Linked DNA regions of Homo sapiens: region 1 is linked to region 2. A link is an interaction called in ENCODE POLR2A ChIA-PET data of the cell type or tissue named here. Cell type or tissue: Panc1. All regions are shown on one strand. Links, peaks and the distances in the headings refer to the core of each region. The heading gives the core; the rest is flanking DNA.

Region 1 (4,409 bases), core at 145-4,144, 64 kb after region 2:
CCTCTCCAACTTGAAAGAAATGTTTTCACATATCTCTGTGAGTATCAGTAACCTGGTATAAGACCTTCTTTCCTATGTCCTGACAAAAGTTTATACAGCACTTTGACTCTTGGTATTTTACAAAAATGTATGCATTTGGGCTATAGCAATGCAATGCAACATATAAACATATTTTCTGAGAAGCATGTTTTGTTAAAAAAAATAAAACAAACAGGCTTTCAAAATAGATGCTGCATCATAAAGTTTAAGTATGTATGGATTTTCTATACATAATCCTTCAACATTCATCTTCTATGTGAATATGGGCAATCTTCAATTTAAATGGAAATAACATAAACTAAAATTTTAAGATTTTACCTAAAATTTGCAAAACTCAGTAATGTTTTAATAACAAAAACCTTATCTATGTACTATCTAGGATATGTTTTCAGACATGTTAATCTTTGAAATTAAAAATTTTTGTACTCTCCTCCTCCAGAAAAAAAAAAACACCTACAAAAGGAAAAGAAACCAACTGTCCTTCAGAGTGAAATGTAGACTACTTCAAAAAAACAGTTTCCTATATTTCTAGACTTAATGGTCTTATTTCCGCCCTTGGTATATATTCATGTTTAATGAATTTCCTGTTGACTTTAAAAGGAATTTCTACTATAGGCTATTTTAAAAGAATTACCTATTTCAAGCTTTTCCTGGCATGTGGTTAAATCACTTCCTTTGAAGAAACAATACTCAACCTTTTTTTGAAGTTAAAATTTGAATGCGAAATTCAAGCATTGTATTGATTTTAATGGATCAATTTATTTTTCTGTCTTCAACACACCAATCTTTATATCTGTAATTTCTGATTCTGCTTTTATAATTTCTAACTATGTAAACCAATTTCAAAAGATTTGAAAATGGCATATCCAATAGATGAAATGTTTTCTTTGTAAATTAATATAAACCAAATTCTAGATATTGTTGTTATATTTGATACTAATACTGAGTCTAATACAATAGACCTGATTTTTCCATAAACTGGGATTGAGTAGAAAACTACTAAAAGATAACGTTCTGATGAAATTATCTGTGGCAGTAAGTTTAGTGTGCTAACATGCTAAAAATGTTTTTCACATATAAGATTTTATTGTATTACTGGCACTGTTTATCACTTGTATAGATGTATTTTTATTGAAATAAACTTTTTAAAAACTTAAATATATTTAAAGGGGAAATGTAGTCTTCTATATCTTTTTTTTTTCAGTACACATTAAATAGTAAAGTAAAAAGGATCACAGAGTTAAAAGATTACTCAGGTAGCCAAGCATGGTGGCTCACACCTGTAATCCCAGCACTTTGGGAGTCAGAGGCGGGCAGATCACCTAAGGTCAGGAGTTTGAGACCAGCCTGACCAACATGGTGAAACACCAACTCTACTAAAAATACAAATTAGCCGGGTGTGGTGGCAGATGCCTGTAATCCCAGCTACTTGGGAGGCTGAGGCATGAGAATCTCTTGAACCTAGGAGGCGGAGGTTGCAGTGAGCCAAGATCGAGCAAGATTGTGCCATTGCACTCCAGCCTGGACAACAGGAGTGAAACTCTGTCTCAAAAATAAATAAATAAATAAATGAATAAAATAAAATTACCCAGGAATCACTTAAAATTATCTAAAGTATCACCACTGAGTTGATGGGAAAAAATTTGTGCATTACAAAACTTGCCCTTTAATTTGCAGGGGTTTCAGGTTTTAAGTAGGAATCATCAACAACATGATCAAAAATTCTTCTGCTTCATTATTTTCAAATTGTATACACAGTGTTCTCTATACAGTGTATTAATCATTATAGAGTATAATTCAGTATGCTGCATTTATATTTTAGAGCTTTTTTTTTTAGGGGTAGAGGAAGAGGTTGGCATTGGCTGCTAGGTGAGGTTGTAAATGAAGAAACAATATAACCTCGTTAGTTTGTCCTATTCTCATGGCATGAACTTTGTAATACCTTAGAGAAAAAGAGAAAGTTAAAGCTGATTTCAGCTTAATTCTAGATCTCCTCCAAATGGCATTAAAATAGTTTATAACGTGGCTGGATATAATAGTATTCATGGTGGTTTGTTATCCAAATTTGTAGCTATTCTTTTACCAGGTATTTCTGTCGCTATTTCTCAGTTTCTCACAACACTGCAATTCTTCTCTACCTTTGTTATTTCAGCTGTTTTATAAAGGTTTATTTTGGAAATGTATATTGACTACAGTTTCTTGTGCCACTCTCACTTAGCTCTTTGTGGTAAAGGTCACATTTATTTGAAGTTGTAGACTTTATGGCTGAGTAGTACGTCAAAGCCAGCCAGTGTGCATTCCCACTACTTCCCTGACCCTGACTTTGGCCTTCAATACCTCTTGCCTGTGGTTTGAAATTCTTTTCTCCCAGTCTTAGGTATTTTCTCACTCTTGTTCATGGCAGCCCTGATCATGTTTTATTCTGGCCAAAAGCCTTCAAAGTTCTGCCTTTTGTCAAGACCTCTTTATCTTTACCCTCTATTTGCTCTACCATCTGCACTGTGCTTATGTTCTCATTCCTCCCCCTACTTGATACAAACTGGACAATCACTGCATCCTTAGGAGATTTTACCTTTGCGTTTGCTGTCCTTTCTTCTCTTCGTTGAGTTTTCCTAAAAACCAATATAAATTTATTTGTCTGTAAATATCGACACTCTTCCAGATCCAGCTCACATTTTGCCTCTCACCTTAAGCTGCTTGGGTTCTCTTTTAATCCTTTGCAGACAGAGTGAATATCTCCTCTTCTCCCTGAATTGCCATTGTACTTCCTGCGATTTTATTTTATTTCATTGTATTTTACTGTGTTGTAGCTAGATTGCAATCTCAGCACAGAAGAAAGGCATGGGTTTTAGAGTCAGGTATATCTAGTTTTAGATCTGTTCCCTTTGTAACTGCCCTGAACATAGGCTGTGCTGTGGTACATATTCTTTTATATTCTAGGGACTCCACTCTTTGCATGCACAGTTGCAGTTGGCAATAAATGTTTAAAGGATGAATAACCACTTATTCATGAAGGACTGTTATTTTAATATTTATTTAAACAATATCCTGAAGAATCCTCAATTTTTTTGCTGCCCACAGAGAAATCACTTCCTTCTCCAAAAAGTGTGCAGTTAAGGAGTTTGTGAGTGCAAATTGAATGAAAATGTGCCATTAAGGAGATATCTGAAGATATGTGTGTGTGTGTGTGTGTGTGTGTGTGTGTGTGTGTGTATGTGTGTACAAAGTTAGGGAAAGGGAAGTTTGCTTTTACTATCACTGTTTTCCTATTTTTTTTTTCAGTTTTGTATGTGCTCATTAAATGTAGTCATTTAGAACTATTATAGCTGTGGTCACTTATGAATCCTAAGGCCAATTTCAAATTTTTAAGTGGAGGGGATTGCTGGCGTATCCTCTCAATTTTGCTCTCTCCTCTATGATTTACCTTCTGGGCAGCAAGATACTAGACAAGAAAAATGTCACAAGTTTGCAAATAGGCTATGTGAAAAGTTTTATTAATTTAAATAATTGTGTCATATAGTTAGGCTCCTGAATATACTAATTTGCTTTTATGCCTTCTTATATTTTCAAAACCATGTGCTTAGCATAGCAAAATTTAGTGCTAGATATATTTGTCTTAAACTTAGTCCAAGGGCCTAATGAGAGGAATAAGAAAATAAGGATTTAATTATAAGACATCCTAATGTCTAAAGAAGGCCCTCAGTCAGAACCCTCATGCTACTCATGCACAGAGATGTCTGTGATTACTCTGACCACTCTTCTTGTGTTTACTTAGGACTAAATGAGTAAATGACTGAATGTCAGCACTATTAATTAAATTTGTTGTAGAGTCTCTGATGCCCCTGAATCATTTTCCAGGGAACATGCTGTTACTAAGCCTCTAAAAATAATTGCTTAGTGAACATATAAAATGCCCATAAACTTTTCAATGCTCTATCTTCAAGAAGAATAATATTCAGAAGAGCCTTCTTTTAAATGACAAATGAAGATTTTTCCCTCCCTTATTAGATGCCTGTACATTTTAAGTTGAACTTTAAAGACATTGAATATAGTGACTTAAGAACCTTTAAGTTTTTACTTCAGCTTAAGTATTTAAACAATTTAAATTGGTATTTAAGAAATATTTAAAAAGTTAAATCAAATATTAAATAAATTAAATATCAATTTTATTATAATACCCTCCCTTATTAGATGCATGTATTATTTCAAGGGTTGAAATATCAATTTTATTTAGAAGTGTAGGCTCATTATGTTTCAAATTTGAGGAAAGACATGAGTTTTCAGATTGACATTACACTCTGAGTAAAATAAAGATAAATCTAAATATAGACACATCATGATAAAACTACAGAACCTAAGGAATTAGGAGA
Region 2 (4,409 bases), core at 129-4,128:
TGAGTCTTGTGCTATTTTAAGGACTGACTTGCTACAAGTGAAATAGAAAAAAATTTTGACTAGAGGAGTGACATAATCTGACTTATATTTTAAAAAGATCACTCTGGCTACAATATTAAGACTAAAATGGGTAAGTATGAAAGCAGGAAGAATAGTTGAGAGGGTATTACTGGGCTCTAGGAGAGAAACAATAATGGCTTGGCCCTAGTTAGAGGAGGTGAGGTAGATATATTGTAAAGACAGAACCAATCCTTCTGTCTTTTTTGAGGACAACAGGCAAACCCTGAATGAAGCCAACAGTTTGAAGCCCTCTTTCCTTCCTAGCCAGGCAGTAGACTGGGTTCAAAGAACTGTATCTAGGATCCATGGTTGTGCATAAGCATGACTTTCCATAATTTGGAAATCCCTATAAGTTAATGCGACTATGCCTCATGTTTCTGTTCAAAATTTTCTGAGAAATTGGAAAGGAAGCCAAGCCTTCTTTAGCTTTTAAGCTGAGAGAATCCAAGGAGCCAAAGTGGATTTTTCCTGGTAGCAGTGATAGGGTCTAATAATCTGCTGCTGCTGCTGCTATTGGCTTATAACAGGAGAGACACTGGTTCTCTCCATCACGTTCACTGCTGCCTGAAATTATAGTGATGTTCGTTCACTGTCCAGATTGCCCTCAGGAATGATGAACATATTCGCCAGCTTTCAAAAGTACTACCAAAGGTGGCTTTCAACTGTCCATAGGTGTTAGTCCAAAAACCACTCCCTATTAAAGACAGTGCACACAAATCTCCATTCCAATTCCATTTTCTCAACCCAGGACAGTACTATGGCAACTGCACCTGAGATATAGTGAGAAGAACAAACACGTAATCATTCACCTGAGGGTCCAACAGTCTGTTCAAAGAAGAGCAACAAAACATTTAGCATAGTTCTTTATTTAAATAGAACCTCTGAGGAAGAACTTTTAAGGAAGAACATTTATAGGAAATATTTCTGAAAATAAAACACATCTTCACAATAAAAGACACTCTGCAGATATATTAGGGTATGGACACTTGAAATCTCAAATAGAGGATCCAGAGGAAGAAATACCACAAAAAGCAACACAAAAGCACTAACACATGGAAAATGTGAGTGAAGATGAGAGATGTAAAGGATAGTACAGGCAACTAATGTAACATTTGAAGAATATTAGTTCTAGCAGAAGGAAAAAAGACTACATGGAAAAGATGAAATGATCAAATAGTAAAAGAAATTTTCTCCAAGCTAAATAAATATTTAAGCTTGCAGATTAAAATGCCTCATCAAATTCCAAGTAATGTTGATGAAATAGATTTATGTGAAGGCACAATCTGAATTTTTGAACTGCAAAATTATAAGGAAGCGTTACAAGCTTCCAGGTAGAAAGAACAAGTCACTTGCAAAGAATAAGAATCATTTGTGTCCAACTTCTTATCTGCTAGAAAGCAAAGGATTAATACTCAGACTACTGAGAAAATAGGATGATAAACTAATCATTCTTTAGACAGACAAGATACCAGTCTCCTGGAAGAGAGAAAGATATTTGTTAATAGTCAAATATTCAGAGAGTTTATCACCCACATTCATCATTTGAGGATAATAGTTTTAAAAAATTATAGTTAAAGCACAGATTTACTAGAGCTGAGAATTTGAGATAAGGAAAATAAAAAGAAAGAAAAGATTAGTAATAACCCTAGCAGTACAAATGCAGCTAAATCTGAAGGGATAATGATACACTATCTGTCAGGAATATGGAATATAACTTTCTAAGAGATTATACAACTTGTGAAGAAATAAAATATTAAACTGCCTTAGTAAAATCTAGGAGTATAATTAGGAGCTGGAAAGAAAAAGGCAGAGTAGTTCTGAATGTTTCAGTAGACTAGGGAGATGTGGATGAAAGGAACAGGGGTCCGAAACACTAAATTGTCAGACTGAGGAGTATGGAGGGGAAATGGGTTGTCACAGAAAAAATACTTTGTATGATTTGGGGGAATGATGTAACTGTTTAGGCCTTGTTTGTTCCATTTATTCAGCAAATATTCAATGAATATAAACAGGATGTCATTTATATGTCACACACTTTTCTATGAGTTGAAGGCACACCATTTGAACAAAACACACAATTTCTATCCTGTTGTGTCTCCAATTTTAATTAAAAAAAGAGAATAAACTGAGAGATACACTGTTTAGAGAAACAGAGTATCATAACGGAGAGTTATATGGATATAGACATAAAAATAATCAGGCATAAAAGAGACCAGACTAGGTACTTCCTTGAAATTCTTGCTTGTCATACAATGTATGATTAGTGTAAAAGTTTGCCAGAATACAAATAACATAGTTTTGATATGACCACATTTACCAATACTTAACATAATAATCACCAAATTTCATAAGAAAAAATGTAGAAATGACTCCAGAACCTACTGGGAAAATCCAAGGGACCTCCAAAATAAAATGGCTGCAAACTCAGCTGCAAACTGTTTCCTTCAACTATAAAACTTTGTATTACTTTCCACTTAAATAAAAATAAGTCTTCACCTTGATTCTTACCTCGTATTGGTAAATTTTACTAAATAATTAAGAAAATAAAACTCTTAAATGACTGTATGAGTGAATAAATAACATGCATATAACCACTCCCAACTCTAAATACCACAGAATAGAAACAACAGCTTTTTATTTAATAAGATCCAATTCACTCTTAGGATCTTCACTTTCAGGTACTTTTTCAGAATTTCTTGTGTCTTTTTCTTTACCAGTGTTCTCCACATAAAATGAGTTCAAGTTTCTTTGCAGTCATTAATCAACCAGCAAAAAAGAAAATGTGTAATATATGCAAATCGAAGTATTTCATCCAAGATTTTTTATTGTGTCTTGTCTATGAATAGAAAGATGTATGTATGTTTACATGCAATATCACCTATTTAGCTTGTTTCAGTAGTCTTACTTAATGTTCTGGGGTTTTTTTTCTCTTCCTGTAGTTAAAATAATGTGTAAGAAAAATGAGTTATATTTTTCTATTAAAATTTTTTAGCCAAAACTACAACACAGACTGAAGGAAAATATTTTCAACATAATCAACTGAAAAACAGAACCTAGAATATATAAACTTCATCAAATTTATACAAAAGATAAATAATAGTATACTGTCCAACAGCATACTATGCACAACTAAAATGAAAGAATGAACAAGTTCTAGACATATCAACATTGGTAAATATATAATCATGTTGAGTTAGAATGGCCAGTTCTAAAAGTTTATTACCATTTGGTATAATGTATGTAAACTTAAAATCTGAACTAACAATCCTATAAATGTCGATAGACTATATGCCTTTAAAAAGGGAGGTACAAGGATTGACTGCAGAAATGGACATTCAACTGTATCTATAATTTTCTCTTTTAAATGACAAATGTGACAAAATGTAAACATCTTTAAAATCTAGGAAAAAAGTATTTTGGGCTAATTAAAATATTATACAATTGTTAAATATTAAGTCATCTTGCTTTTAAACTGTGTCATAAAATATTGTCTATGTTGCTTTGAGTTATTCTAAGCAGCAAGCAAAAAATATATTATTATTCCTGAAAAAATGTGGTAGTTGACACCATTTTTTTGGTTTCTCAAATACTAAATCTGTAATTTTATCTTCAATAAAAAAGTGCTTCTATGCTTCATGAAGCTAGAAATCAATTGGAAGAATTTAGAAAAATTCCCAAATACATGGAAATTAAACAACAAGTTCCTGAACACTAAATAGGGCAAAAAGAAAATTTAAAAATTATCTTGACACAAACAACAATGGAAATACAGCATATCAAACTGTATATGATGCAGTGAAAGCAGTTCTAAGAAGGAATCTGATAGCAATAAATGCCTACATCAAAAAAAAAAAAAGATCTCAAGTAAACAACCTAACATTATCTACATAAAAACGAGAAAAGGAAGACCGTAAGCTCAAAGTGAGTAGAAAGAAGAATGTAATAAAGATCAGAGCATAAATTAATGAAATAGAGACTAGAAGAACAATAGAATTTTTTTTTTTTTTTGAGACAGAGTCTCACTCTGTCGCCCAGGCTGGAGTGCAGTGGCACAATCTCGGCTCACTGCAGGCCCTGCCTCCCGGGTTCACGCCATTCTCCTGCCTCAGCCTCCCGAGTAGCTGGGACTACAGGCGCCCGCCGCCACGCCCGGCTAATTTTTTATATTTTTAGTAGAGACGGGGTTTCACCGTGTTAACTAGGATGGTCTCAATCTCCTGACCTGGTGATCTGCCTACCTCGGCCTCCGAAAGTGCTGGGATTACAGGCGTGAGCCACTGCTCCCGGCCGAAAAAAAATTAACAAAAGTAAGAGCTGTTTTTTTTGAAAAGGTAGACAAAATAAATCAT

What was found. ChIA-PET counts read pairs that join two places held together with the same protein. Peaks named below come from ENCODE experiments on the same cell type or tissue, not always from the same donor. Only the 100,000 strongest peaks of a DNase experiment are listed, where the experiment ranks them.
Region 1: POLR2A ChIA-PET joins it to region 2 with 6 read pairs; 2 of 35 experiments call an interaction of 5 or more read pairs at or near these places.

What each region holds. Positions count from the first base shown.
Region 1 is chr2:188,320,438-188,324,846 of GRCh38, forward strand. The region is part of intron 1 of GULP1 (GULP PTB domain containing engulfment adaptor 1); the gene reads left to right. Among named protein-coding and RNA genes, the nearest start is that of MIR561, 25 kb to the left of the region's middle. In Panc1, for the core only: no CTCF peak of the experiment used is centred there; no DNase peak of the experiment used is centred there; H3K4me3 peaks cover 491 bases; H3K27ac peaks cover 4,000 bases.
Region 2 is chr2:188,256,641-188,261,049 of GRCh38, forward strand. The region is part of intron 1 of LINC01090 (long intergenic non-protein coding RNA 1090); the gene reads right to left. Among named protein-coding and RNA genes, the nearest start is that of LINC01090, 29 kb to the right of the region's middle. In Panc1, for the core only: no CTCF peak of the experiment used is centred there; no DNase peak of the experiment used is centred there.